Regions from separate parts of the Mus musculus genome. Here regions 1, 3 and 4 are each linked to region 2. Evidence: chromatin loops called from intact Hi-C (ENCODE). Cell type or tissue: heart. All regions are shown on one strand.

Evidence for each region. Peaks named below come from ENCODE experiments on the same cell type or tissue, not always from the same donor. Only the 100,000 strongest peaks of a DNase experiment are listed, where the experiment ranks them.
Region 1: a loop joins it to region 2, with 4 times the contacts of the local background. A loop is called at or near these places in 5 of 42 quality-filtered maps.
Region 3: it touches region 2 in a loop (2.6-fold over the local background); 2 of 42 quality-filtered maps call a loop at or near these places.
Region 4: it touches region 2 in a loop (2.0-fold over the local background); 6 of 42 quality-filtered maps call a loop at or near these places.

Annotation. Positions count from the first base shown.
Region 1 is chr11:47,248,845-47,256,844 of GRCm38, forward strand. All of the region lies in intron 2 of Sgcd (sarcoglycan, delta (dystrophin-associated glycoprotein)), which reads right to left. Among named protein-coding and RNA genes, the nearest start is that of Sgcd, 130 kb to the right of the region's middle. In heart, no CTCF peak of the experiment used is centred here; no DNase peak of the experiment used is centred here.
Region 2 is chr11:47,375,962-47,383,961 of GRCm38, forward strand. It overlaps Sgcd (sarcoglycan, delta (dystrophin-associated glycoprotein)), which reads right to left and starts at 3,364. Exons shown (of 8, transcript NM_011891.5): 1 at 3,293-3,364. In heart, no CTCF peak of the experiment used is centred here; DNase peaks (open chromatin) are centred at 1,700 and 3,430; H3K4me3 peaks cover 2,403 bases; H3K27ac peaks cover 2,997 bases.
Region 3 is chr11:47,291,152-47,299,151 of GRCm38, forward strand. The region is part of intron 2 of Sgcd (sarcoglycan, delta (dystrophin-associated glycoprotein)); the gene reads right to left. Among named protein-coding and RNA genes, the nearest start is that of Sgcd, 84 kb to the right of the region's middle. In heart, a CTCF peak has its summit at 4,762 (motif pointing right); no DNase peak of the experiment used is centred here.
Region 4 is chr11:47,022,242-47,030,241 of GRCm38, forward strand. The region is part of intron 6 of Sgcd (sarcoglycan, delta (dystrophin-associated glycoprotein)); the gene reads right to left. Among named protein-coding and RNA genes, the nearest start is that of Timd4, 220 kb to the left of the region's middle. In heart, a CTCF peak has its summit at 3,028 (motif pointing right); no DNase peak of the experiment used is centred here.

The sequences.
Region 1 (8,000 bases), 130 kb before region 2:
CTGATCACTGGGACCGGCTCAGTAGAAGGGATAAACAGACCCTGGAATGTTGCTCTTTGACCTGCGTGCCATGGTACATGTGGATGCAGGATAAAATTAATACCTACAATTCTTAAATGTTATAAAATAATGGTCACACCTATTCTCAGTTTCTCTTCTTCTCCTAACTCAATGTAGCTTTCTTCATAACTGGCTGTGTCCATGACACCTTTTTATTTTGTCTTTTATCTTCTTTCAATATACTTTACTTTTCCAGTGTCTTAGTGTCTTCAGGGAATGAATATATATATATATATAAATCTGGGTAACACCTATTTTTTTCGACAAAATCAATTTCATTTGGCTTGAAGGAAGACAGGATTCTATACCTGTGTCTGCTGGGGTTTAGGGGCTGGAGCTCAAGACCTTCTTTGACCTATGTCATCCATTTGGCATGGATTTTTCTCAGGCCAAGCATGTCACAAGCATTGAGAATATCAGGCTAGAATAGCAGCGCTTTGGCTTTTATCACAATCATATTTTTATAGGAGCTCCTGGACATTGGAGCCCATGCTTATGGACTTTTCTATTTCTAGAAACTGGCACACGACATGGAAATAACCTTACACATCCCCCAAGCTTGATGACGGAATGAATAAAATATTCTAGGTCACATTATGGTAAAAGTAGTATGCGTGTCTTTATGCTATGAGTTTTCCATGCGATTTTACACAGGTATTTCTCTTCAATTTGCAGAGTGAGACAGTTTGTAGGCACTAGATGATGCCAGTTTGCAGACGAGCCCAGGGATATTACATGAGTAATTTCTGCTGCCTGCAGTTCAGGAAGGGCTTTTAGGCCAGGCATGCCAGCTCCTTATAGATACCATTGCCATATGTGGCCTCACTCTCAGTGTGAGAGGAAGGAAAATACCAATACAGTAATAACGTTATGTTTTATATGTAAATATATAGTGCATGTATTGAACATTTACATCTCTTTGCCATGCAAATGTGTATACATGTCTCCTTGTACATAGACACACATATGTGAATATAGGTGTGTGTATGTGTTTACCCCATGAGCTGGGACTGGGTAATGCCTTCACCATTCTCTATTGTACTGAGATAGAACCTCTCCCTCTGCCTAAAAGTTACCCATTTGGTAATCTAGATACCTTGCTTGTCCAGGGATCCCTGTCTCCTCTTTCTGAGTCCTGGGATTCCAAAGGGTCGGCGGATGCTGGGGATTATATCTCCAGTCCTGACACTTGCATGAAAAGTTCTTTACCCATGAAGCCATTTCTTGAGCTCCAGAAAGTTATTCTTTTTCTTTTTCTCTTTCATCTGAAAGATTTCATTTTGTATTGTCTCTCATCCCCAAGTGACGAAAACATACTTTAAAAGCAGGGTTTTTAGTTTTTAACCTTTGACTGTGGCTCTCAATTTGCTAAGAATGTGGAAGTACATCTCTGAATCTGGACTTTTTGTCAATGTCCAACACTGTTGCTGAAGATTCCAAAAGGGTGGTGTAGAGATTAAAACCTATAAGGCGTGATACAGACAAATACAATGGACATAACTCAGCGGACACTAAGATATGGGCAGCCACACAATTCCCTCTAGAGGTTTCTGGGTCAGAGTTGTCAATGATAGGGGCTGGAGACAGCAGTTTCCAGGGTAACCTTTCAGTTCAGGCCACTCAGTGGCAACGGAAGTATTCATCAGTGAGCGTTCCGCAGAACGCCCTGCTTACATTCTGCTGGAACATTCATTGGGCTATTACCAAGAACGCTAATGCTCTCAATTACACCTAAATTAAGATAAAGCAGTAACCTAGTTACTGTAAAAGTGGTTTTATTTATAGACAGCAATTTAATCTTTAATATGCAACCGCCATCTGTAAAACTACTTACCCCATCTATCCCATTTATGTCTTTATTATCCTCTTGTAAAAACACATGGAACATTCTTGGTTATAGATGCGAAATGAGTTCTTTCTCTAACACTTTTTAAAGCTTAGAAATGTTGATGTAATTACACTGGATAGATACATTTTCCTGCTGAATATCCTTCATCCATTATATCCTGTAATGAAATTAACCACAATCTCTCCGGAAAGGAAGGGAAAAGCTATTTATGATCACTGAAAAGATGAACAGGATCTTTTCTGTTTCCTCCACCATAGAAGCATTTGTTTGGGTAGAAGAAAGATGAGGGGGGAGGGGTGGAGATCGGGAAGGCACAGAGAGTCTCCTGTGTTCTGAACTGTCAACCTTTTCAAGCAAATCGTTTCTTCAAAGCAAGTAAGCTTTTAAACACACCCAGTCAGCTTGGGGCCTTCAGCAAGCATTTCAGGAAGTCCAGCTTTGAGATTGCAAGATGCCCTCAGTATCAAGACACATTTAGATGGCTGTTTTTAAAAAAATGTATTCTCTTATATATTACATCAAGACCATAGTTTCCCCACCCTCCTCTCTTCCCCACCTCCCTCTCTCCATCCACTCCTCCTCCTGTTTCCCTTCAGAAAAGGGCAGGACTCCCAGGGATATCAACCAAACATGGCATATCAAGTTGCAATAAGACGAGGCACCTCTTCTCATATTAAAACTGGATGAGGCTACTCAGTAGGAGGAAATAGTCCCAATAATAGGTAAAAGTGTCAGAAACAGAGTCTGTTTTATTTTTGGAGGAGTCCCACAAAACACTGAGTTACACAACGTTAACATATACTCAGAGGGCCTAGGTTAGAGCCATGCAAGCTCCCCAATTGCCAGTTCAATTCTAGTGAGCTCCTATGAGTCCAGGCTTGTTGATTCCCTGGGTTTTCTTGTGATGTTCTTGAACCTTCTGGCTTCTACACAATACTTCCTCTCTTTCTTCTACAGGAATTACTGAATTCTATCTAATGCTCTGCATCTGTTTCCATCAGTTGCTCTTTGATGCATCAGAGGCTCATGGAGCCTCTTTGACGGTGATTCTACAGGGTTCCTATTGAGCTCTGCCCAGTGTTTGGCCGTGGGACTCTGCATCTGAGCTTAAATCTTATGTCAAATCTCACCCATGAATACTGAGAGACTTAAATATCCCACTCGCACCAATGGACATGACATCCAGACAAAATAAACATAGCAATAAGGGAGCTAAGAGATGTGATGACTCACATAGACTAAAAGATATCTACAGAATATTTCTCCCAAACACAAAAGAATTTATCTTCTCAGCACCTCATAGAACATCCTCAAAAACTGAGCACATACTCTGTCACAAAGCAAGTCTCAACAGATACAGTAAAGTTGAAATAACCCCACCCCCACTCTGTATATCCTATTAGCAACAAAATCGATATCAGCAACAACAGAAGCCAAGGGAAAGCCTGCAAACGCAGGGAAACAGAACTACTCCCTACTGAACAACGATGGAATCAAGGCAGAAATAAAGAAAGAAATTAAAGGCTTCCTAGAATTCAATAAAAATGAATGCAAAACATATTCAAACTTATGGCATACAAGGAAAGTGGTGCTAAGAGGAAAGTTTATAGTACTAGGTGCCTTCATAATGAAGTTGGAGAGATATCATGCTAACAACTCAGCCACATACATAGAAGTTCTAGAACACCAAAAAAGAATCCTCCCTGGTTTGTAACCTTACCACTCAAGAGAGGCAGCTACTCGGCCTCTTAAGTTGCCTTTGGTCATGGTGTTTTATCCAGTGATTCACTGATGAAAACCACATACAGTCATTTATGAATTCATTGTAGTAAAACAATTTAGCTGTGTAATCTTGCAAGGGTCTGTGAAATTATTACTACCATCTATAAGAGTAGTCTCAAGTTTTAGCAATTTTTTATCATAAGGAAATCTCTAAGAAGGTGGGAAAAGTTACACATATAGAAGTTTACATCCTTCCTAAGATAGATCCATTCCCTCTGATGGTCCATCACAGCTATTTCTTTCAAAACCACTATGTAAAACTTAAGATCATTTCATTTTCTTCTTTATTATCTCCTCCACCGAAATGACAGTATGGTGATTTAGACTGTCCCGCCTGAGGATTTATCCCAGATACAGTCACCAAACTCCAGCACTATTGTGGATGCTAAGAAATGCTTGCTGAGAGGAGCCTGATATAGCTGTTTCTTGAGAGGCCCTGCCAGATCCTTACAAATACAGAGTCAGATGCTCGGATGCTAGCAGCCAAACATTGCACTGAGTGTGGGATCCCCAATGGAGGAGTTAGAGAAAGGACTGAAGGAGCTGAAGGGGTTTGCAACCACATAGGAAAAAACAATAATGTCAACCAGCCAGACTCTCCCCCCCCCCCCCCAGAGCTCCCAGGGACTAAGCCACCAACCAAGGAGTACACATGGCTCCAGCTGCATATGTAGCAGAGGACGACCTTGTCAGGCATCAATGGGAGGAGAGGTCCTTGGGCCTATCAAGACTTGATGCCCCAGTATAGGGCAGGGAGTCAGGAGTGGGTGGGGGTGGAGGGGTGGGTAGAGAAGCACTCTCATAGAAGCAGGGGGAAGGAGAGATGGGATGGGGGGCGTTCGGGAGGGGAGAAAATAGGGTAAGGGGACACTTGAAATGTAAATAAATTAAAATAAATAAAAAATAAAATAAAATAAAATAAAATAAAATAATGTCCCTCATCGGCTCATGTCTTGGAATATTGATTCCAGGTTCATGGAGATCTTTGGGGGATGTCATGAGTTCTTTAGGAGGCAGAGTCTCACTGGAAGAGGTACATCACTGAGGACAAGTTTTAAAAATTTCTAGCTTTACCTCACTTCCTGTTAGCAGTCTGCTTTCTACACACGTAGGTAGATAAGATCACTCAGCTTCCTGCTCTGTCCACCTGCCCCCATGCCTCTTGCACAACTATTATGGACTCTTCTGGAACTGTTATCCCAGATAAAGACTTTCTTCCTTAAATTGCCTTTGGTCATGGTATTTTATCACAGCAGCAAAAGGTCACTAATATCGACAGGGACACTTTCTCTTACTCTGTGTCTTTATCCTCCAGTACTTTGCATGACATTCCATTTAAGGCTGAGTGCTGAAAATATCTTAGTAACCTAGCAAATAAAGCCCAAAGCATTTCTAAGGAGAATACAAAGAGCTTTTACATACATGAGCATCTAAAGGGAAATTGTCATGCAGTAGCATAAAGGATAGTTATAAGGATGACTTGCAAACTCTGGAACCGATTACCTTATAATAGAAAGAGTTAGGCAGAAAACTGTTAAGTGTACCACAGACTGACACACACTCTTGTTTCTTTGAATTGTATCACATGGCTTGCTCACTTTGTCTTCCAGAAAGTGAAGTGATTGTAAAGCCACTAGAATATTTACTGCACTGTGGTCTTTTCATTGCATGATTTAAAAAGTGACTCCTAGAGATGGGTGTGTGTGTGAAAGGTCCAGGGATGAAGAATGGTGGACCTGGGCACCAATGAGTATAAACAGAGTCCTTCCAAAACTACTGCTCACAGCCTCCGTGGTTAGGGCTACTTTTGGAGAACTGTCAACCACAACACAGCCTGATCTGAATACATTTCATCACCCTAGAGAACACAGAGAAGCAACATATAATTTCCCTATCCAGACAAACAACCCTACTTCCCCACAGTGAGGTAACTTTACTCTTTTTTATCCCTGTGCACTCTGTTAGGTTGTAATTGTCCCCTAAGAAACAACACCATCACTTGAGGCACAAATTGGTTGTGGGTTGCAGGTGCTTTCTGTTCTCCATCAAGGGCTTGCTTCTTCTCCGTGAGGAAGAGGAGTAAACCTTCCAGTCCAGAAACTTCTCTCAGGATAGTGCACACATGTTAACATTCCTTCCACCCAAATCAACTACGACTACTGAGAACCACTAGCCTACTTGTGGTACTCATGGAGTATATGAAGTTAACTCCCAAAGTCTGACAGCATGGTTCTGCTAAGTTGAGGAGAGCTGAAGTAAAGCAATGGCCTTGGCTGGATATTACACAAATCTATAAGCAGGATTACTCTGTACCTCTCCAGGTGACTAGAAGACACACAGAACTGCATGGCAATGGTGAATTTTGATTGAATAAAATACAGATTTATCTGGGCAATCATCTTTCAATTAGTTACACTAAAAGAAGACCACTTAAATAGTGCAGAGCCACTCAAGGTGGAGATTATTATACATTTCTAATTCCTTACTATATGTACTGATGAGCAAAGAATAAGGAGCTGATTATTAATAACATCGATAATGATGATAACATTTTCAAGCCTGAACTATGTATCAAGTGCTTTATAAATGTATTAATGAGATGTCCTCAGGAGGGAGATAATCATTGTCTTTACTGAAAAAGAAATGATGACACTTTTAGTAACTCACTCCAGGGATTTGCCACTGGAAGGACATGGTAGATTTAAGCAGAGGTCTATTTGTTTTAAAAGCCATACCTGTGACCAGTGTGGTACACCTGATAGGATATACTTTCCATAGCCTCAGGGTAAAGAGCTCAAATGGGTCAGCTTTGAAGAAATTGTTCAAGCCCATGCTCAACTAAATATGTCTTGGCCCAATCAATCACAGGGCCTAAAACCCCTGCAGTGACTCTTAAAGCTTGTTATAAAGTTAACAACTTAACAAGTCCATTAAAGAAGATATCGCAACAAACAGATAAAACTAAAGGGAATAATCTCAATGAATTTTACTCCAGCCAAACTAAAACCAAGTATGCTTTAAAGGCCTTCAGCTGCAGCTGGAGACATGGCTCAGAGGTTAAGAACACTGGCTGCTTCCCCAGAAGACACAACTTCAGTTCCCAGCACCCACGAGGTGGCTCATAACCATCTGTAACTCTTGTTCTGGGGGTTTTAACACTATCTTCTGCCACTTCCAGGCACTGGGCTCATACATAGTACACTGACAAGTGTAGGGAAACACCCATCTGCATAAAGTAAAACAAATAAATAATTAAAGGGAACCAGCAATGAGTTGTAAAGAAGCTGGACAGAGTAGCAGACGCTTATCATCTCAGTACTTGACAGAAGATTGTGAGTTGGAGTCTAGCATAAGCTGTATATCAGGACCCTGGTTTAAAGCAACAGAAAACCAACTCACAGAATGAGGGCAAATATTTACAATCTGTGTATCTCATATGGATCTAGTTTCCAGAATTCATAAAGCGGTTTTGAAACTTAAAAAAAATATTTTAAAAGGCATTTAACCAAAGGTAATATACCAAAACAGGAAATAATACTCAAAAGTATTAATCATTGCAGAAATGCAAATAGAAACTAAAATAATGTATTATTTCATAGCGACTAGGGAAGACAATTATGATGACAATGATAAATTATAAGTACTGATAGTGAGGGTATAAAACAATTGGAAACTTTTTGTGTCTCTGAATGAATGCAAACCAATAGTGCCCAATGGGAAGCAGGTTGCAGGTCATTACTAAGTTAAATAAAGAGACTCAATGCCTCAAAAATCAAAGAACTGAATATATTTGTCATCATGCAAATCCACACACCGACTTTCACATCAGTAGTCTGGAAATGACAGAGAACTCAAATGTACATTATTGACAATCAGATACACTGCAGGTCCAGTCATACGAAGGAAAACTAATGAGCCAAAAGGGTGAATTTGGTATAGGTAGGTGAATCATTATGGCAAGTGAAAGAAGCCGGGCTCAACAAAGAAGTTAGAGACGACACACTTCCATCTACCTAAGAGATTTGGAATATGTAAATCCATAGGACTTGGGTGCACATGGCAGTCACCAGTGGCTGAAGGGAGAAGAAAGTGAAAGTCAGCCTGGTGGACATAAAGTTTCCTTTAGAGGTGAGAAAAATGCATGGGAACTAGATATGGCAGTTAGACAACATCCTGAACATACTAAAAAGTATCAAATTATTTACTTTAAAATGTTTACTTTATACACAACATAAAATTTATTCTTAATTAAAAACAAGGGCCCTGAAATTCTATTGAGTAGATTTCCTGTGAGTCCTGAACCTCAAAT
Region 2 (8,000 bases):
AATTTCCTGGAAAATCCCAACATAGATTATAAAATAATGCATCTAGGCTCCATCAGAAGAGAGTAGTCCAAAGCCATTCCTTTTCAGTTGGCTGCAGGTTTTATAAAGCCAGACTTGTCAGGAACAGCATTTGTCAGGAATGTCTTCTGTTGGCAAACATATAATTCCCTGGATGTGGGCCCTTGGATTCTCAAGCTTAGATTAGCAAAGATCCCATTGGAACTCCTTCTCCTAGTTCAAAAATCTCTAGGTCTCAGTCTGTGAGTTAAACTTGCCTATGCACTCGCCCTTTGAGTGATAAAACCCCACTTTCTGGGCCTCCAACAGCAGATTGACTAATGTCATGGCAGTTCTTGGCTTTTAGAGTGTTATTAGATAATGTGTATAATAAATCTATCAACTATCTGTCTGTCATCCATCACCTACCTATCCATCATTGGATCTGTCACCAATTAGCTATCAATTCTAACTATGTATCTCCTTAACTATTCCTTCTATGTATCTATCATCCATCTTTTCTACCATCTACTTATCTCTCTCCAAATCTCTGTCTCTGTAACTAGCTACCAATCTATTTATCTATTATCTCTCTGCCCTCCCTCTTGTCTGTCTGTTGATTATCTATGTATTTTATCTTCTTACCTAGCCTATCTATTTATCTTCTATTTATTTTATCATTATCATGAATTTAGTCTACCAATCATTTATCTCCTTTCTCTATCTCTGTGTCTTTCTGGACCAATATATATACTATCACTTCTCTCTGCGATATCTATCTATCTATCTATCTTCTAACCTAATTTCTATTCTTTCTCTCTCCACATCACACTTTGTGTCTTTGTCTCTGTCACCTGTCTTCTAGCTACCCTTTATATCTCTGCATCTATCACAATCTTCTCTCAGTCCTATATCTCTGAAGAAAAAAAAGAACATTTATTTTTGCTCTAAAAAAGCTCATATAGCATCATCTTCTTTTTCAAAACTTTGTTTTAATAAAGTAGGTCTAGCAGAGCCTGGAATAGCTACATTCCAGTAGTGACTTGTTCATGTCCACCTGGTCCCTTCACTCAGTGTTCCTGCAGGAATAGCTCTGCAAGGAATACAGGCTAAAATAAGGCCCCAGAAGCCTCTTCTCTCCTGCTTCGGAAATCTGAGCCCTCTGGGTAATGCTATTCTTACAAAATGGGCTTTCTGATTACTTCCAGAAGGCATTGCAGGGTAGGCTGACCATAATGTTTCTCCTTGTGAGGAAGGTAAAACAGCCTCCTGCACTGAGGCTGTGAGTTACCTTCATGGGAAGGCCAGCAGAGCAGTGTCTGGTAGATTCTATTAAGTGTGCTAATTTCCTAGGCAGAGATCTCCCTCTGTGCCCCATGTTAATTTTGCCCAGCTCTGTCCTTACTGGGTCCACCTCTGTATCAGATTTCTTTTTCTCTGCCTCTTTCTTCCCCGGACTCCTCCTTTCAAATTACAAGAGAGTTTGAGATTCTCTCTTGAAAAGAGAAACTACAGTTTCTTCCCAGTTTGGGCACTGCTCCGCACGAGCACAATCCTGCAACCCAGAGTTGCTATGTCACGCCTCTTTCTGCAGAAAGCTTGACACGTACTAAATTTAGAGGGGGATGACATTCTAGATCACTCTGTCTCTGTTACTGGCAGTGGGTGCCTGGCTATGGTTCAGCTTAGTTACTAATCTGCCCGGGCACCAGAAAAGAGAGCCATGGTCCAGCTTGACTTCTAACTGCCCTCCCTCGCCTGTAGGGAGTCCTGAAATTCTTTAAGCTGCCCCACCCTGCCCCACCCTACCCAACTCTACCCCTCCTGAAACAAGGATGAAGTTTATAAGGAAAACATGTGTGAGCCACAGCTCAAGACTGAGAAAGCCAGCTGTCAGTCATAGAACCGATTCCATCCTCCAAAAACAAAACTATGAGCAAAGTACCAGCTGCTAGTCTGAAAAGTCTATCCCCAGCATGGACTTCTGCTTTACTCCTCTTAGGTCCAGGATTGGAGAAAGTGAGACATCTCAACATCTACCCCTCTCCATTCAGTACTAACAATAGCCTCTTGGACCCGGACTTAAACTCACCCCGTCTTCTAAGAGAAGCAACCATAAGGTCTAGTGGCTCTGTGCTAATGACCTAGTATTCAAGGACTTTCCTCTGTTTTCCCTAGGCAGGCTCTTGCCCAAGTCTCCTCTGGACTTGCTATGGACTGATCACCAAGTTAGCCCTAAAACTGGATGGATGAGCTTTAGTCCAAACTTGTCTGAGCTGAGCTAAGCTCTTAAAGATAGTAACACTGCATGGCTTGTCTTCTAAATACATACACAGAAAGGAGCAATGTAGTAGTCCCAGGAAGGCTATTTATTATATGTATTACAATATAGTGTATATGTATTACAATATAGTGTACATATATGAGAAAGAACAAAAATTGAAGAGGAAAGGCAAGATTCTCTTCTGCTAAAAACTAGTCAACATTTTTAATGCACTGGTTTTAGGGAAAAATAAAACGGAGCAATCGATAGAACATTCACACTATTTGCCTCTATTCTTAACAATGATTTTTCAAAAATAAATGACTGTTTTATGCTATTGCTCTATTATCTGTTATAAAATATAGAAACATTTACTAAACTACAGGTTATTTCTTCCACCAAGTAAAAGGCAGAATAACAATCCAGCATATTTCTACACAAATATATTACTGCTACTCAAACCTCACATAAGAAAGTCAAAGACACATTCGAAAATTAAACACCAGGAAGCCTTACACACATCTGTTCCTACAAAAAAAAAAAAAAAAAAAAGTGTATTCCAAAATAAAAACTTCCAACTCTGATTCCCTCCAAAAGCAGAGAACGGTTTCCTGCTTGGAACACCCCCTTTAAAAATCCCTGAAGCATTCAAAACCGGAATGTCTTCATGGGAGATTATCTTTGCAGTCAAACGAGTGTCCCGTGAAGCAGAAAGGGAAACTTCCAGAGCGCTGGAAGAGGGTGTCAACACAGGAATCCACACACTTTTCCTTCCCCAGTGCTGTTAGCTGTGCAGTGCTAACTTTCAAAAGTGCCTGGGTGCTGTTGAAACTCAGATCTTAAGGGCCCTTTGCGGGCAGACAAAGCTTAGAAGCACCCAGTCCCTCTGCCCAGGTGATGAGCTGAAATGTGTTCATTCACACGTACACACGCGGCCTCTCCCCACCCCTGAATCCCCCAGTGTTGGTGAACGAACAGCAGACAGGGCTCAGGAAGCTAGGCTGGTAAGGCAAGAGCTGCACGGTCCCCTACCTCTCTTGTCTGTTTCACAGAGTGGCGGATGAGAGTCCCCCGTGGTCCCGGGGAAAGCTGAGAGGCTCTGATGGAGGCGGCCACTCAGCCCGCCCCCGTGAGCAGGCCCTGCCTGCGCTCAGGAGCTGCCCCAGTCAGATTTTCCAGCCGCACAACTGCAGCCAAGTCCCTGCCCATGCCTGAAGAATTTCCTGAACAGCATTCCCGCTCTCTCACTGCCTGCTTTGAAACCCTACTCTGCCTCTACTTCGATCCGGTTTTGTCAAGCTGACTCCCAGCTACTGGGCTGTCTCCAGATATCAATGGGAAACACGTGTGTCAAACACAGCCTAGCTTTCCTTGCAAGAGCGCTCATGGCGTCTGTCGGCTGGGTTCACACTCACAGAAAGAAGGCTGCTTCTAGAAACTGGATTTCCCAGACATTCTGTACACAAACTTTGCTCTGGGTACTAGATGCAGTAGACATGCCATCCCTCCCTCCCCCGACCCCCAGTTCAACATTGTCTCTTTGTACCTTGCCTGTTCCACGTGGATTGTGGAATTCCCCCACTGCCTGGGGTAAGCCCCCTGTGTTTCCCTCTTCCAGACCTTAATAACAAACCGACTGCAGCGAAGAGATATAAATTCTAACTCCATCTTCCTCTCTGGCCCTTCCTAAGTTTTTGCTTAAAATTTCAGTTGCTGGGGAAGCAATATTTTTAGCATTTCCAGTTCCGTCCTCCCAAGTTGTCTCCTCCACCTGATTCCTGCTGCATCTATCTCTGCAGCAACTAAAAATAATGCAATTATTTTCCTCAGACACTTCTGATACTTTTTGCTCTAAAGCTGTGCAGGTAACATGGTACTGGCTGTAACGTTTTACATGCTGTGACAACTCTGTTAAAGTGACAGGAAAAGAAAAGAACCTGGGACCAGAATGCATACTACATCTGTGAAGCTGTAATTTTCTCTTTCCTGGGTGGCATTCCCTCAAGATGTTGTGGGTACCTCCTGCTGGGTTTTGTGGTCTACCTTTGACATTTTCTCTTTCCTATCATAAAAAAAGGAGACAAATCTCAAAACACATGTGCTTCCAAAGGGAAGCTACCTATATCTGGTAAGCCAAAGCAACGTTTTCAACTTAATGTTCCAGAAAACAGGTTAAAGAGAAACATTTGGTGTATGAGTTTTGTTGTTTTGTTTTGTGTTAACATTTAAATCACACACATCAACATTTTTCTCTTTCTTTCCTCCTTCTTTTCCTCCCTCTTTGTTTGTTTGTTTGTTTGTTTCTGTCTTCCCATTTTCTTACCAGATTTAAAAACTATTTATATGTTCTTGAGTGGGCTGCTGTAGATCTTAGAACTCACTGGCGTTCAGGGTTTGGCATCAGATTGTGTTGAATCTTCTCAGCATAATTAAGTTTTTGCCTTGGGAAGCATGGTGGGCATTCCTGCAAGCATGCATGCCAGTGTGTGTGTGTATTCAGGCACATGTGGTGAGACACACCCATACATCTGAGGTCATGGTATAATAATTATAGAGCCAGAGAACTTAGAGACTGTTCAATACAAATAGTTTCCAACCTTCATCTTACACAGAGAAACCCAGGCCTAGGGAGATGAGATGATTCATCCGGAGTTGCGAAGACAGTTATTGCCAGAGCTGATGCTGGCAAAGGCACCCTGTGTCCCTGTCATGTGTGCTCTTTCTACTGTTGTGTATTCTGGGAAGGTTATACCACCCAGCTTTCAGGTGAGCAGCCTTCAATCAATTCTGAGTATAACTGTTTCTCTCCTCTAACTAGCGGTCCCAGCTGTAGGTTCTAGTCAATTTGTTTAAATACTTTGGGCCTTGGTTTTTGTCAATGGTGAATTAAAATTAATAATTCTACCTTATAGGAGTAGTTACCCATTTATTGAGGAAAATCCAGGTGACTGACACATTTACAACAGTGCTATAAATCACTTAAGTTTCTTTGTTGTTTTGGTGGAGTAAAACCTAGACCCCCCCCTTCTTCTTTTTTTTTAAATCTGAATTCTGTCGCTATTTTCTGCTGTCTCAAGAGGGCATATCAACTCAAGCACAGGAAACTGCCCCGATGTTTAAGTTGGAACAATAAGCCAGCCATGCAGCTACTCTTCATTCATTACCAGAGCACGGGAGTCTTTCCTCCAGGTTAACCCGTAGGAAAGGCACAGTGAGAATCAAATCCATAGTGAGTCCTGGGAGGCTGAACCAAGAGCTGTCCAGAGACTTCGACTTCAGCACGAAGCTCAGAACAATAGTTCACAGTTGCAATGCCCACATTCAGAAACAGCTCCATCCCCAAGGGCCAGCAGCAAGGTGAAATCCCCACATGGAGAGAGAAACCATTCAGAGGAAACAGCTGCTACAAATCCTAAAGAATTGGATGTTTATTTGTGGATTTCTTTCTACTGCCTTTGTCTTAGTGGTGACGGCGCGCGCCCAGTGCTTAATTAAGCTGTGTGCCGCTTCCTCCAGCAGAATGAAAGATGGAGTTTAAACAGTTCTTAATGTTGAGTGGTTTACCAATGTTTAAGTTATTAAAGACAGGGCAACCCACTGGGAAAACAGGCTCACAGTTTTAGGTTCTTAATTTTTATATGATGAGTGTTGTGTAAAATAACTGGGGGGGGGGGTGTGTGGCTAGTGTAGCACCCAGTAAATGTTTAAATTACCTAATTGCAGCTAGTGTTTAATACTCCAGGGTTCCCTTCGCAAAGGATGGTAGAACTCATTCCTCAGTCTCCTTCTCTTGAGTAGTTCTTGAGTAGTCCTCGATTACAGCAGATAGAATTCATTCAAATTAGCCAAAAGGAAAAAAAAGGGGGAGCGGGGTGGGGAATGTACTAAATTAACAACTGTGAGTCTGCATGCAGTCCTGAAGCATGAGAAGAGCCAGGAGGATGCTGTCAAGGTTTTGCCCTCTCTTCCACTAGGCTTCTCTTGGCTCCAATGTCATCTCTGTTCTGGGCAGTGAGGCATTCCCAGCTGCTTCACTTTCACTGAGAAAAATTCCAGGTCTTTCACCTCAAAGGGATCCCTCTATTAGGTCCACCTTGATCCACATGATCACTGCCAAACAAGTCTCTGACCACACAGATAGGGTCAACAACCTGGCCATATTCGTCTCACATGATACACTGGTAGGCTAAAGGAAAATAGTCAGAGCCATCAGAGCCATGGGTTGAGTAGACTTATCAAGGGATTGGGGGGGGGGAGAGTAGAATGTCCACTAACGTGCTAGGAAGGGCTTAGGGAGATGGATTAGTGGATAAGTGGTCTTCCTCTAGAAGCATGGGGTCCTGAATTCAACTCCCTACAGTCATGTGAAAAGTCAGTCAAGGATCCCAGGATGCTAGCTTACCCTAGTGTTTGGAATTGGGTAGGGTGATCTCTGGGGCTTGCTGGCAGCCAGCCTAGCTTTAGATTCAGGTTACTCCATTGAGGAAAGGTCTTACTGAGACCTGTCAGGTTACTGATTGAGATCCTGTTTCCATGGAGTCAGGGAGAATGATAGGGCACCGAATAATATCCTCCTATAGTCTTTTCACCCATATATTACACACACACACACACACACACACACACCCCACAATAGAAAAACAATAAAGTGAGAAGTGCTAAGAGAATAACAATATACCCTAACCGCTTTTCCATGGGAAGTCTTCTTTTTTTATTATTTTCTTTATTTATGTTTCAAATGCTATCCAGAAAGTTCCCTATACCCTCCCTGCTCCCCTACTCACCCACTCCCATGTCTTAGCCCTGGCATTCCCCTGTACTGGGGTATATAAAGTTTGCAAGACCTAGGGGCCTCTCTTCCCAATGATGGCCAACTAGGCCATCTTCTGCTATATATACAGCTAGAGACACAAGCTCTGGGGATACTGGTTAGTTCATATTGTTGTTCCACCTATGGGGTTGCAGACCCCTTCAGCTCCTTGGGTATTTTCTCTAGCTCCTCCATTGGGGACCCTGTGTTCCATCCTATAGATGACTGTGAGCACCCACTTCTATATTTGCCAGGCACTGGCATAGCCTCACATGAGACAGCTATATCAGGGTCCCTTCAGCAAAATCTTGCTGGCATATGCAATAGTGTCTGGGTTTGGTGGCTGATTATGGAACAGATCCCTGGGTGGGGTAGTCTCTGGATGGTCCATTCTTTCCTTTTAGCTCCAAACTTTGCCTATGTAATTCCTTCCATGGGTATTCTGGGGAAGTCTTCTTGGAATAGTGTAAGGCAATGTTTAGTCAGAAGATGAAAAAAGAGCTTATCATGCTCAAGCCAAAACAATTGAATTCAACTTAGTTAAATGAGTAGCAGGCTATTAAGAGAGCAGCCTGGTGCCCCATTTTATCTGAGGGTTTATTTTGCAAACAGTGCCCAGTGAGGAGGCACACCCTGTTTGAATCTGCAGAATAGACTGGGCCACTTTCCAATGGCCAGAGGTAATCAGTTGATTTTGAAGAGACATTTTTTGTGTAAGAATTTGGGGCTACTTATGGCTCTGTGACAAACTAATGGCACACACATTATGAGAGTATCTTTATTGGCAAGACATACTGAAGTCACCTACAGTTTTGAAAATTCAGTTTTCCACGTACTACATCGGGAAGGCTTCTTAAGATCAGTCATTATCTTGAGAAGAAATTGATATAGAAGTGAGTAGCTGAATGGAACTCATTGCAAACACCCTTT
Region 3 (8,000 bases), 85 kb before region 2:
TCCAAAACTCAATGACAAATTTTTATCAAATTAATTGTTATTACTATTAATATTGAGATAATATAATAAATACATCATTTCTCCATTCCCTTTCCTTCCTCCAAACATTCCTAGTTGCTGATGCTCTATTCTGCCCCTGGAAACCATAAAAAAAACTTGCCAAATGGGTACTGGGGGTCGCTGCCTCTCCTTCAGGTCTGGGACGACCCCAGTACACTGGAACAATAAATTTCTCTTGCTTTTTGCATTGATCCCAGCTCCATGTGATTCACTCAGGGGATGCCCCTATGGTAAGCTAAGGCTCCCTGAGTCTTACATAGGTATGCAGTTAGGGCAATTAAGATCCAAGAAGTCCATCAGGGTGGATCCTCCATATCTGAATCCTGATGGCTTTATAAAAAGGCAGACAGAGACTAGAAGAGTCACACCGTGTCACATCTGTCACCATGTAACGTGTTTCATGCTGTCCAGGTTCTACCAGCAAGATGAAACTATTTGTTATACAAAACTGAGTTTTACATACTTAAGAAAAAGCCATCTAACCTAGTCCTGCCTTCTTCAAGATGCTTCTTAGATGCTGCAGGTGAAAAGCCAGCTAAGGTTGGACCTGGGATGACAGCTGCTTGGTCAGAAGTGATTTGAATTTAAAGAGATAGAAAGCAGGAGAGGAAAAAAAGGTTTGCCACATCCCAGGGGAGAACAGCAGTGGAGGGATGTCCCCACAGTGACTCAGCATTAAAGAACTCACTTAGGAGGTAAGACATGGCTCATGAAAACGTCGTTGGTGTAGGAGGCAAGAGAAAGGCCCATTCCTCTGACACATTACCAAGCCTTCTAGAAAATACATGTTCCTGGGACAACAGTTTCCTTGACAAACACTAAGACTTTCAGAGTTCTGCACCAAAGGCAGTATGGACAGACAGCGTGCCTGTGGAGGTGAAGCTACGACATGTACTTCTATCATGGTCAGTTGAAGGGAAGGGAGGCAAAATCTTTATATTATTTGGCCTCAGTTCTCAGAATTCCAGGGAAAGGTTGAGCTATCAGAGAACATGTTGCCCCTCCTCCCTTGGTGGTTTTTATCTTTTCCCCGAGAACTGGGAAAAATCATCTCAAGAGACCAGGCTGAGAAGGCTCGGCTGACTCCATGACAGACTTCACATTGGCAGTTAAGGATTCTAGGCCTAAATCTCTGTTTTGAAGAACTAGGCAATTCCACATAAGTCCAGACCTCAGAGGCTGCTCTGACATCTGGCTTGAGGCCAGGACAATGGGTCAGCAGCCGTTCCAGACCTTCCTCAGCAAGTTTCCAGCCCCCACACTCCAGTAATGGAAGGTCCATAGAGATGGACCTAACAAATTAACATAGAGGTCACCTACCCCGGAATTCCCTGCAAGCTTACTTGGGTGTCTCTCTCTTTTCTGGTAATAGGAGACCTCAGCATGCTGGGCTTCTGCAGAATAAAACACTCTTTGCATTTACACACTATTTGAGTCCAGTATTATTCTTCGGCAAATCATTGACCCTTACACAGACATTTAACTATCTAAGCTGCAGGTGAATGACAAGACCTAGATCAGTTCTTAAGAAGCAATGGGGATTGCATCTAAGAAGCAAAATGCTCCTGCAATGGAGTCTGTGCTTCTAGATGCTGGCAGAGACACAGGAAGGAAGCAGGACAAGTCCTTTGTAGAGAATACCACACAGCAGACCATGCTTGGCCTTATGTATTCCTTATCTCACTGTGAGGCAGGAAGTTGGGTGAAATGTGAGGAGTAAATGACCTGCCCAGGGCTCCCACACAATAAGGAATATAGCTAAGATTCAAACTCTCTAGTGCCTTAGCCTTAGGCCTTTGCTCAAACTCAGCAGAGCCCACGTTCTATAAAATCATTTTCTTTGGACTATGGCAACAGAATTATGGAAAATTCAACAAAGGGTGATCCAGAGGCATCCATTAGAGGTCACCTTGGCCTGGAGTTTGCAGTCTCTTGTCATGGTACTAGGCTGTGAGCTGTGTTGCTCTGGCATCCTCTCTGTAGGTGGCAATAGGAGGATAAAAGGGTTGGAGGAAGGAGGGATGAAATATGCTATGGGTTTGCAGTTTGGTGCTATAGTTAGGCAACAGAGTAGACAAATTTAAAGTTTCTGAAACAGTTATTCTAAACACATATAAAACCCTGACAGGAGTCTATCTTTGCTATCTTTTCCAAAATTAAAGGCTGTAGAATAAAAGAGTTGCCATGGAAAAACCACATGGGTCTTCATTTATTTGTAGATTTACCATATGATCCAGCAATTCCACCTCTAGGAGCTATACCAAGACGACTGGGAAGCAGGGACTCAGACAGATATCCAGAACACCTGATACATTACCAGGCGCTGATGGCTGAGAAAAATGGGATTTGTGCATGTGAAAGGGTATTCTATCAGAAAATGGATTTGAATCCCCACAGTCCAGTTTGAATTTTGAATGAGAATTCCTGAAAAGAAGTTGTGTCTAGCTGAGAAGACTCTGCAGAGACTGGTGGACTGACTAAAATGTCAGTATTGCAGAGAGATTGGAGTTCTGTAGGTCCCCAACGTTAATTAATTTGTCTTGGGCTAGTTTCAGCCTTCTGGAACAGCCATTTCTTTCCCCACTCTGTATCTGAACGAACACTTCATGATAAATACAAACCTCTTAGAAGCTATTAACTTAACAGAGCACTGGTTTCCACTGTTCTAAAAGCTAAAAATTCTGTTAGATAACATCTTAGGCCTATACAAAGCACATGAAACTCAAGAAGAATGAAGACCAAAGTGTGGACACTTTGCCCCTTCTTAGAATTGGGAACAAAACACCCATGGAAGGAGTTACAGAGACAAAGTTTGGAGCTGAGACAAAAGGATGGACCATCTAGAGACTACCATATCCGGGATCCATCCCATAATCAGCCTCCAAATGCAGACCCCATTGCATACACTAGCAAGATTTTGCTGAAAGGACCCTGCATAACTGTCTCTTGTGAAACTATGCTGGGGCCTAGCAAACACAGAAGTGGATGCTCACAGTCAGCTATTGGATGGATCACAGGGCCCCCAATGGAGGAGCTAGAGAAAGTATCCAAGGAGCTAAAGGGATCTGCAACCCTATAGGTGGAACAACAATATGAACTCACTAGTACCCCCCAGAGCTCGTGTCTCTAGCTGCGTATGTATCAGAAGATGGCCTATCCGGCCATCAGTGGAAAGAGAGGACCATTGGTCATGCAAACTTTATATGCCTTAGTACAGGGGAACGCCAGGGCCAAGAAGTGGGAGTGGGTGGGTAGGGGAGTGGGGGGGGTATGGGGGACTTTGGGGATAGCATTGGAAATGTAAATGAGGAAAATACCTAATAAAAAAATAAAAAAAAAGAATAGCTCCTTCAGTCTCATTGTACCTGCCTGTTCAGTTTGCCCACCAATCTATTTAAAACTTATCTCAATTGTATGTCTTTGTTCTGTAAAACTATAAACACCCTGATAAAGTGCTTTCATACTGGGACATGGACTTTGGTGGTATCCTAAATCTGTGTTCCTGATATGAGAGGCAGTTATGTTTTAACTTTTAATTATTGTGCCTTTAAGTCCCTTGCCCAAGTATAGATACTTCCTGAAATGCTGCCTATTGTTTATAGGAGATAACAGGCCACAAGTTTTCACCCCCAAACAAGTTTGTTTAACTCAACTGCACTAGATATGCTTATTCACATGCAGGCAAGAGGTATGCGAGCATGAAATATGTCAGGGTATATGCTTGCCTCTGACTGGGTGTAGGCAGGGTTGTACTCAGTCAGGAAGTATGTCAGGATATATGCTTGCTCCTGATTTGGCCTGATGGGAAATATTGTGGCCTTATGGGTTTGTCTTTTTAATCCTCTGCAAAATGTGACTCATCACCACTTTCTGCAGCCCAGAAATGGACCTGGCTCCAAACTTTGCACTGTAACTCCTTTCATGGGTATTTTGTTCCCTATTCTAAGGAGGAATGAAGAATCTACCCATTGGTCTTCCCTCTTCTTGATTTTCTTGTGTTTTGCAAATTGTATCTTGGGTGTTCTATGTTTCTGGGCTAATATCCACTTACCAGTGAGTGCATATCTAATGACTTCTTTTGTGATTGGGTTACCTCACTAAGGATGATATCCTCCAGATACATCCATTTGTCCAAGAATTTCATAAATTCATTGTTTTTAATAGCTGAGTAGTACTCCGTTGTGTAAATGTACCACATTTTCTGTATCTATTCCTCGGTTGAGGGACATCTGTGTTCTTTCCAGCTTCTGGCTATTATAAATAAGACTGCTATGAACATAGTGGAGCATGTGTTCTTATTACCAGTTGGAACTTCTTCTGGGTATATGCCCAGTACAGGGGAATGCCAGGGCCAAGAAGCAGAAGTGGATGAGTAGGGAAGCAGGGCAGGGGGAGGGTATAGTGAACTTTCAGGAGAGCATTTGAAATTTGAAATGTATATAAAGAAAATATCTAATAAAAAATTGAAAAAAAAAAGAAAAAGGAAATGGACCTGGCATTATCCTGGCAAGTATTTAATTAAAGCTTGTTTCAAATCTGGCTCAAAATTTTGGTAGTGGTCTTATTCTCTCTCAGTGGAATTAACACTGGGCCATGTTCACTCAAAATAGCTGCAGACTAAATTCTCTCTTAGTCCCTTTAAGATGAGAACTGCGGTTTTTATGTCAACAGACTGCCCTCTGAAGATGTCATTTAGCTTAAATAACTCAGACACAAGAGGGAGATGCAGTATAATTCTCTGCATACAAACCGTATCCAAGGAAGTCAAACTCATGTAGACAGAGAGAAATGCAGAGTTGCCAGGGACTGCAGACAGAAGCACTGAGTGATCCTTAAAATGGTGCAACATTCTAGATGGAGCTAGAAGGTAGTGATGTGCACGCCCTTACTACCATTGAACCCTTACATTCTTGAAGACAATTAAAATACCAAATTTTATGTTACGCAATGTTATTTAAAATGGAGCCATGAAGGCATGGCAGGAGTGACTAGTGGCTAATGATCATCTCCCAAGTTTCTGGCATGTTTCTGACTTATATGAAGTTCTCAATACATCTGTAAGTGACACAACTGACTCAGGTCCAATCTTGTAGAGTCCAGTACTCCTGGATTTCTTTGTCACAGGGTCCTGTGTTTTGATAGATCATTTCATGTCTCTTGGCTGTGTTTGTAAACTGTCCTCTGGGTAAGCCTGTCCTAAGCTATAGAGGCCCTACAAAGGCCCAATCATATCAGCCAATAAAGGAACAAGAGCAGGTACCACGCCCTCAATGAATAATGAGTCAATACTAACATGCCAGGATTAACCACTCTATAATGAGGTAGAAATTTCTGGTTTCTTTGGAGACTCAGTTGTGTCATGTGATGTTTTTCTGGAAGCTGTCTTCTGCGAGGGTGTTTTGCTAAGGCAGACGCTTGAGAGGACATGTGATGTTTGGAAAGAGTATAAGTATAACCCAACAGACAGTGAACAACATTCTTGCATTGGCTTTGCTGGACGTTGCTTGTTGTGACTTCATAGACAGAAATGCACCAAAAAACATCTTGTGATATTCTAGTTGCTTCTTGCTACTTTTGTGGTCTTGTGCCAACTTGGTAGCGCCTCCAGGCTTCTTCTGGATCAAACTACTGCTAACAGTTTGTTCTTGGTGTTTGCTGATTGGACTGAACTGCCATTACTGATTGTGTTTGGTGTTGCCTGAATGGACTAGATTGCTGTTACTGATTCATGTTTGGAATTGCCCTTAAAGAACTACTCCTAAATAGGTTCTTATTCTCCTTGTCCTATTAACCATCTTTCTCTCCTATTTTTGGATGGTGGGCTAGAAGGAAAGTTGAAGTGTTTAAGAACCCTTATTTAAGTAGCTTATGAAAGCCCAAAGCTTTTAAAACCCTGGGCACTGTTTGTTATAATAATTTTTTAAATCTGTTTTTTTTTTTTCTTCCCCAGCCAAGGCTCCCATGAGAGTAATTAATTGTTATTAAATGCCTAGCCATAAGCTTTGGCTTATTCTCAGACTAGCTCCTAACTTACTTAACCCGTTTAAACTATTCTGTCTACTACCTAGTTAGTTGGCTCTGCTGCCGTCCCAGCTACTTCTTCACTCACATCTCCTCTGAGTCTCCCTCAGCATCTCCTTGAATTCAGCTACCTGATAGTATAAGGCCATTTCTCCAGTCCATCACCTCAAGACTCTCCCTGTGTTTCGCTTTTATCTCTATTTCCCAGAATCCTCACTCTTCCTGCAAGTGTCTTACCTCCCATTTCCTGCCTCAGTTCATTGGCCATTGGATTTTTTACTGGCAGGTGATGTTTATAAGAGATTCTCTCTATAATATACAGGAAAGATTTATTCTTTGAAATTATCCATGGTACCTTAAGACATACAGACTTTCCAGTTCCGCCTGGTCATCTTCATCAACCTGGGAACTTGTTAAAAATATATACTCTGTGACATCACTTCTTCATAGCTGGTTTAATAGGTGTGTGAGGTGTCCTGGGATTCTGAATTTTGGTTTATTTGCTTAAGCTACTATGCAAATAATATTGGAAACTTGTATTACCTCATATGTATGTCTTGTTTCAAATTAGCTCAGAAGACATATGAGTGCAAGAATTATTTCCTATATATTTTATTCCTCACCTATAGTGTCTATGAAATTAATAACCATTGAACTAAGTCATCAGTTTTCCCATAAGCATAAGAAGACTTCATCTGGTGCGGGATGACCATATGGCAACTCATACTATGCCAACATCATAAACATAGAGACCCAAATGTAGCTCTTCATACTTATGCAATATTAGCAGGGGTTGATTATCCCTTTAGGTCCACATCTGTTCTTTCAAATACTTGGAAGTTATAAGTGTTATGAATAGCACATTTTAAATCACAGGAAAGTCCAAGAGGCAAAATGAAGCCTGCTGGCAGGGCCAAGCAATGTGTATTTAAAGAGGCACAGCTGTGGATACAGCACATGGGAAGTGCTTTAAGTAGAAGTAATGTCACTGATTTGTGCTATAAACAGTTCTTTTCCAAGCAGTATAGGTTGATATTAAATCAACTTTAGGACAAGAGGAGTGGTTGATTTTTGTGATAGTCCCAATTCTGCCTTTACTATTTTGAAATTAAATCTCAATTCTGTCAACATTATCACATTACTTATATTCCCAGAGGTTCAGATATTCATTTTTTTGAAAACTGAGGATGTACTAGTTTATAATTCACTGGCACTTGAGTATATAGTAGGTCAGCATCTTCAAGTTGCTATGACTCTAGGTTGAAGAAGGCCTTTTGGAGTGTAACATATTTGAAAAATGATATAAAGTGCATTTCTTTCCTGTGAGTGACAAAGCATATCTCCATAGTAGCTCAAGAGGGAATGCAGCTAGACTATTATTGCCAGAATTATTAGAGAACTTGTGAAAAATGAGGGTTTTTAGGCAGTCTCTTCAATCATTAATTCTGAGGAATGGGATCTAGAAAAGTGATATCTTACTGTATAGTACAGGCTGGCCTGGAACTTACTATGTAGCCCAAGCTGTCTTAATACATATATGTTCACCTCTTGAGTGCTGGGATTGTAGAAATGAGCTTCTTCATTCAGCTTGCAAAGTATGTTTTTATAACACTTAAGATGAGCCTGACAGGTACCACAGTTTGAGAACTATATTACGCTGTTCATGATCCAAAGAGACCCAAGAGGAAGGTCTTCAAAATATGGATAGTTAAGCAACCCATGTATGTATGTGTATACATATATATGTAAATAAGGCCCTTGTACCTCTGTTCATGAAGCATTTATCAAATTCTATAATACTGTAGTCCATGAGTTACATATCAGAAATTACTACCTCAAAATATATATTAAAAACTCAACAAAACAAAATTGCATTATATTAGATGTTATATTCCTGGAATAGGGTGGTAACATTTGAC
Region 4 (8,000 bases), 350 kb before region 2:
GATGATGTCAGGTCGCAGAAATATTTCCCTTGAAGAGCACAGGCATGGATACTGTTAATGTCTTCCATGGCATTTGGGTTGGCACAGATTTATAATATTCCTAGCAATATCTGCTACAGTTTGAATATACACCCCTGCCATGAGGTCATATTCCAGAAACTCCATGCTCATGGTTATATTAATGCTATTTGAGGGTGGGACTTTGAGGTTGTAATTAGACTTAGTTGGGGTCATGAGGGTAGGGGCACTATAATTTCCTTAGTGGCCTTAAAGAAGAGAGAGAAAGTCATAGATTCTTCCACATAATAATAAATATTCCTGTATTTCCTACCATCTAGAATCAGGAGACAGATATTTATGCTGTGTGTGTGTGTGTGTGTGTGTGTGTGTGTGTGTGTGAGAGAGAGAGAGAGAGAGAGAGAGAGAGAGAGATGCTGGGAACTAAATATAAGTCTCATGTCCATTAGATAGGCAGTCTACTATTGAAAAGAAACTTTCATTCTTTATATTTTCTTCAGCTCTAGTATTCTGTTATAGCAAATAACAATAAACACCTGAGACATGCAAGAGGTTGGAGGGAGCAAAGAAGGGAAGAAATGTCATTAGATTTAATTACAATAAAAACCAAACAACATAGTAAGATATCATCTAAATTTACAGAAAGTAATAAATGAATAACCAATAGAAACAAATATTTATTATCATTACTATTTCTATTATTATACTGAAATCCTCTGATTTTTGATGATGTACTCAAAGTTGCAAACAATTCATGTTTTTGGTTAATCTGTGAACAAATACTTTTATAAATGTATCTAGATTGAGTGATAGTATTTTTATATTATGTTTCCTGGAATATACATGACTTCTTAGTTTACAACCATTCTTCCCATTATGCTAACAAACTGATTCTGGATTCTGTGCCAACAACTTCAAGTAAAGAATGGGAGAAAGATGAAGTCAATAGAACAGTCAAGTCAAAAAGCCTGGCTTAGCACATAAACAATGGGCTCTAAAAGATCAGGTGAACAGTCAAAAGTAACACATCCCCAGAGCATATGGAGCTCTCTAGATGAAGGGAGAAAAGAGTATATGAGACAGGAGGAAGAGAGTTTAATCTATGAGTTTAGTCAACTAGAAATTTCTTGTTGGGAGTAATAGCATGCTAAGGCTGCTGGGAGAAAGTTAAGTCCTTGGCCAGGCATGGTGGACCCTGTCTGCAATCCCAGCACTTGAGAGGTTGAAGCAGAAGGATTGCCATGACTTCAATACCAGAGAGAGATACATACTAAATTCAAGGCCAGCCTGGGCTACAGTATTAGATTCTACCTCTTGAAACAGCATGGGCCTTAGTACCTCTTTCCAGTCTCTAGTCGTGTTTCAGAGCAGGAGGCGCCCATCTTTGGCAGGAGGAATCTGGTAGCAGAGGGAACACAAATTTTGTACCTGTGTCCCAGAAAAGAACGCCAGGATCTGCACATGTTTTAGATCTTAGCTTTGGCCCTCAAATAGACATGTTATTGGAAGGTAGGGGTGATGAAGCATTTGGGAGGTGGAGTTCATTAGGTGTGGACCCTTGAAAAGTATTGAGGATACTGCTTACTTCCTGGATACCATGAGGTGAACATCTTTGCTTTATAATAGGTGTCTTACCCAAGATGCTCTATCTCATCATGAGCTAAATGGAAGGGGCCACATGACCATGAACTGAAAGCCTGAGTCAAGATAGATATTGTCTTCTATTAACCTGTTTATCTTCAGTGTTTTGTCACAGCAGTCAGAGGTTGACTCATACCAATCACAAGAAGAAATAAAATCCTTTGGGAATCTAACAAACTGGGTGGCTGTTGTTTGTTCCTCTGAGCATGCCACTAAAATAAGCAAAAGGAAAGAGGAACATGGCCTAGATCATGGGGAGACTGTTAGAAATTATGGCTGGGAACAGAAGTATGTAGAATATCTTGCCAGGATCAAGGGCTAAAGAGAAAAAGACACAGCTAGCAGGCCAGATAACAGTGTAGGTAGAGAAGAATAGGAACTCTTCTATGATCTTTTGTTTGTTGTTTCATGAGACAAAATCTTATAGTCCAGGCTGGCCTTGAATTAAGTATATATCTCAGGCTGGTATTGAACTCCTGGCAATCCTTCTGTTTCAGCCTCTGAAGTACTGGGTTGCAGACAGGGTCCACCATGCCTGGTTAAGGACTTAATATTTCTTACCCAGAAGCCTTAGCGTCTTATTACTCCCATCATAACTGAGACACATAATCAGAGAGAGGAGTAACGGAATGCTGTTTTGAATTAACTGGTAATAAATTCATGTTATCTAAAAAGCTAGGGAACATACATAAAAGTCTTATCTTTTCATTCCATCATTGGCTAGAAGTTATATTGCTATTGCTATGCATATAATTTAAGATTCTGTACCCAGATCATAGATGACACACTAAACTACATGCCCTTCATAGAAATGGAGAAAAATAAGGGATTAAATATATCCTTCAAGTGACTTTTACTTCAGAATTTCTTACAGAACTGAATGTGATTGCAGCAGGTTGATTGAAGTATTTTAGTATACACATTTGAACTCACCCTGAATAAAAACAAAATAGCAGCGAAGGGCAAGATCTAAGTCACATCACCATTAAAGGTCTGGCCAAGGCACAACATCAAATACTAGAGCCCTGTGAAGAAAGTTGATAAGGGACTATTTCACAGCTGTGATCAGAGAGCAATGACAGAGAGTCATTTTTGAGAACTAAGTGAATCCCAGGCAGAAGCAATGACAGCTATTCACTCATAGCTCGGTGCCAATGCCAAATTTTTCTCATTAGCGCAGTCTATATACTTCTGACCTTCAGATGGGAGGAGCTGAAAAGGCTACTTGTAGATTCTAGGGTAACCATATTTCAGATGGTATAACTTTCTTTTTAAATCTTAAGGTAGGATGCTGCAATGCAAGAATTCAGCATGTCAGTGGCTTTAGAGAATCAGCTGGTACCAGAGCAGAAGGAAAGGGACAGCAGAGGGAGCAATGGCTCTTACAGCTCTTGTTGGGCAGTAGCATGAGGAAGTTCAATCAGGCAAAGTACAACTCTGTAATCTTTTTATTTTAAATGTTCAACCACAACTGATCATTTCTCCTGACAAGAGCAGGTCAATGTTAAGTCTCTTCTATACAATTTATGATAATAACTATTTTCATAAAGATTTATTCTTTGTTATCATTTATGTTTATGCCTGTGTATGTATATATTTATACATTTGCATATGGTACACAAGAGGGCCAGAAGAGGGCATCAGATTCACCTGTAGTATGAGTTACAGATGGCTGAGGCCTGCTCCACATGACTGGCAGAAGTAATACTCTTAATAACTGAGTTAGCTTTCCAGCCAAATACTCACATCTATTCTTGTAAATGAATTTTACAGCCTCAGCTATAAAATTATTACAATAAGGAGATGGCCCAATTTATAAATTAGAACTTGAATTTGTAAGAGTAAAAGTACCTACTTAGATTAGCTTTTCAGTCCAGGAAGATGTCTGTCAGAGCATCTGGAAATTTTAGTTTCTGACCAGTGTAAGCCAAAATAAGATGCACAGATGATCAATTAAAGACACAAGTATTGAAGAAGCTGAAAGGGAGAGTGACGCCATAGGAAGATCAGCAGTCTCAACTAATCCAGACCCCAGGATATTCCCAGAGACTGAGCCACCAGCCAGAAGTTTATAGGACTGGCTCAAGGACTCTCGCGCATATAAAACAGAGATCTGCCTGATTTGGCCTCAATGGGAGGAGAGACTTGAGGCCCTGCAGAAGGGGAGGCCTAGGTGGGGGAGGGAAGCAACTTTTTGGAGGCAAGGGGGAGGAGGAATGGAATGAGGAACTGGGGGGGGGGTAGAGACTGAGAAGGAGCAACAACGGGAATGTAAATAAATAAAGTAATTTTAAAAAACCAACTGGAATGTTATTTCTTCTTATCTAAACCGTCCATAACATTTCTAAAAGCAGGCAGATATGATTTTGAGATGACTGTTTCAGAATTTTTTATGTGTACGTCTTCAGTGATGGTCATCCCTTTATAAAAAAGAACGTCAGGAGATAGCTATATCCAGCTCCTGTCAGCAAGCACTTATTGGCTTCCACAATAGTGTCTGGGTTTGTTGGTTGTATATGGGATGGATCCCCAGGTGGGGCAATCTCTGGATGGTCTTTCCTTCAGTCTCTGCTCTACACTTTGTTTCTGTATCTCCTCCCCTGAGTATTTTGTCCCCCCTTCTAAGAAGGATAGAAGTATCCACACTTTGGTCTTCCTTCTTCTTTTTTTTTCTCTTATTAGCTCAATATTTTATTTCTTTTTTATTTTATTTCATTTTATTAGATATTTTCTCTATTTACATTTCAAATGCTATCCCAAAAGTTCCCTATACATTCCCCCACGCCCTGCTCCCCTACCCACCCACTCCCACTTCTTGGCCCTGGCATTCCCCTGTACTGGGGCATATAAAGTTTGCAAGACCTAGGGGCCTCTCTTCCCAATGATGGCCGACTAGGCCATCTTCTGCTACATATGCAGTTAGAGACATGAGCTCTGGGTGTAGTTCCATACATTTACCTAAGAATTTCATGAAGTCATTGTTTTTAATAGCTGAGTAGTACTCCATTGTGTAAATGAACCACATTTTCCATATCCATTTCTCTGTTGAAGGATATATGGGTGCTTTCCAGCGTCTGGCTATTATAAATAAGGCTGCTAGCCGGGTGTGGTGGTGCACACCTTTAATCCCAGCACTCGGGAGGCAGAGGCAGGCAGATTTCTAAGTTCGAGGCCAGCCTGGTCTACAAAGTGAGTTCCAGGACAGTCAGGGCTATACAGGGAAACCCTGTCTCAAAAAACAAAACAAAACAAACAAACAAACAAACAAACAAACAAAAGGCTGTTATAAACATAGTGGAGCATATGTCCTTGTTACATGTTGGAGCATCTTTTGGATATGCCCAGGAGTGGTATAGCTGGATCCTCTCCTCAAGTATAGCTGTCCCCTGAGAGCTGAGCCTAACAAATACAGGCTCCCAGCCAACGATTGGACTGAGCTTGGGGTCCCCAATGGAGGAGTTAGAGAAAAGTCTAAAGGAGCTGAAGGGGTTTGAAGCCCCATAGGAGGAACAACAATATCAATCAACCATACCCCTCAGAGATCGCAGAAACTAAACCACCAACCAAAGAGGGACCTATGACTCCAGTCGCATGTGGATGGACTTGTTGGACATCGAGGAGAGGAGAGGAGAGGAGAGGAGAGGAGAGGAGAGGAGAGGAGAGGAGAGGTCCTTGGTCCTTTGAAGGCTTGATGCCCCAGTATAGGGGAATGACAGTCCAGAGAAGTGGGAATGGGTGAGTGGGTGGGGGGAACACCCTCATAGAAGAAGCAGGGATAAAATAAGGTGTTTTCAGAGGGGAAACCAGGAAAGGGGATAACACTTGAAATGTAAATAAAGAAAATAAAAAAAAAAGATACAAAAGAGTGTCATTCAGAAAACATTTATGACAAGTCCCCTGCCTCTAATTCTCAGTGAATTAAAAATATACACTAATGAGAGATACACAGTTCCACTCTCACTTATTTTCATGGTGCTATGCAATTTGGAACACATTAAGAACAACATAAATGTGAAGAGGTGGTTTTCTATCTTATAACTGATTGATCAGTTACTACCTGTTCTCTTCACTGTGATAAGTCTATTTAGTGATTTGAGAAATCCTAGAGTTGAACTTCAAGATAAAACAAAACTCTTTAAGTAGTAGAATGACACCTTTGATTTTTGCCTACCCATTGTTCATTTCCTGTTCGTTGAGTTACACCAGTGTACTAAGTTAGGTGACTTAGGGTTCACCCTCACAGATTAATCCTACCACTCTGCACACTGTGTTTGTGGCCACTGATTACTGGTTTAGGAATGTACTAGGACATAATAACAGCTGTCTTAGACAATGTTGAGAACAAATTACTTCTCTTTCCTTCTTGTAGTGAGCTAAAGGATGGTAAGGAACCTGCAGGCATCTTTAACAGGTTTGTGGAAACCTTTCTTATGGATAGAATCTACATAGGGGAAAAATGGATCTTGAAGGTAGATTGAATTGAGAATTATAATTATATAAGTGAACTCTCCAAATCCAGAAGTGTCCAAAGTACTGGTCCATGGATTTAACATTCTTTATTGTGGGTCTGTCTGTATGATAGACATAGTCATGCCTTCCAGGGCTCAATGCTAACGGTCAAGAATGGTTTGAAGTCAGCATGTACCATTCAGTCCACGTGAAGGGAAACATCATAAATCTATGGTTTACAGAGTTCTTGCTGTCCCTGAGGCATTAAGTGAGACAGAAGAGTATATTGGTATAAATTTTATAATACCTTGACTTCACTATTTTTTAATTTTTTTCCTCCGGGGCTTTCTTAAACTGAGAATTCCTTACCTGTATTTTTAAGGACTAACTTTGTGCCTAGAACAAATTATATCCATCATAAATGTTTGAGCAAAAGAATGACTGAATGTTGCTTAGAGGAGGTACGACTTGAGGATGGCACCGAAGTATGGCTGAACATGCCATACTTTGCTTCAACCAGTTTTTACGACACGGACTACAGAGTGCCATTCATAAAGTCTTCCAGCTGCCAGTTCGGAAATGACTTTGATAAAGGAAGGAAAGGGAAGTAAATCTAAGCCGAGAGAATGGCTTGAGTCCACAGAAATGAAAGAATGTGGAAACACAAAGGAATCTGTTTCTAGTTCCAGAGTGACTTGCTATAGATTCTTATATTGCTTTTTTTTTTCTTGTATTGCTATTGTTGCAAGGTATGCTTTTCCTAGTTGCCAGCAACCAAGAAGAACTGACTTCTCAGCTTACTTTTATGCTCACAAAGATACAGGAAGAAAGCATGAGGGTCCTGAATCACAGAAAAAACATATCACTTCCCGCAAAAAAGCATTAGCCATTGACAGTAGCATAGCTATCAGTCTGCCCCACAAACTCATGGGCTAGTGTAGCACAGATGTGCCCTAATGGATACCTTCAAATACTGTGACCTGTGCAAAGGAGCGACACAAGACTGTGCATGTGTATATGTGTTACAGGGAATCAAATTCACGGCCTTATGTATCCTAGGCAAACCATTCCCTCACTAAGCCACATCCCTAGCCCCAAATCTGTTTTTAATGAGCAGTAATTTGCTTGTCTTTTGTTCCAGAAACAGTTTTCCTATAAGAATCAATAAGCACTTGCTAGCTACCCCTAGTGCTGCAGGGAGACAGTCCAGTCTCTTTATATTTTCAAGTTATTAACTATATAAACGAGCTTGAGAAGAGAGTCTGGAGTAAAAGGCAGTCTGTGCTTCCCTAGGAAAACATGCAGATACACAAGAGTTCTATGACATCCTTCTTTTTACCATAGTAACATGGGGGTGAGGAAAGTAAATTTGAGTTTAACATTTAAGCCTGAGTGTCATAATCCTTGGATATTTAACTTTCCCTCAAATAGAATTTCTGCCACACCATAAAGAGAAGTTACATAAAGTCCATTTCACTTTGAAGCTGCCCAAGGAATGAAAAGCAAAAATTATATTGCTTTTTATTTTGAATCATTTTACAAGGGGAATTAGATTCTTTTGGCTTTGGCTATATTAGGATGAATTTCAATGTATCTATTCCTGAATGTGTTTGGATTAACGTGGGCTGGAAAAGTAACCATGGTTTTTAATGGACCATTAGCTTGATGCCCCCAGTAGAATTTAATGGTAAAAAAGAAAAAAAAAACAATATTGATTTGAGGAGCAAGGTGTTACTTTGCAGCTGGGAAATGAATGTGGTATGTGTGTGTGGGAGAACATTTACACTCTTGGGTGCAGAAACTTAACAAAAGGAGAAAGCTGGAACGACATGTCTGACGGGAACTATAGTAATCTGGTGGGCCTTAGATGCTGTTTAAAAAAGCAATCAAGT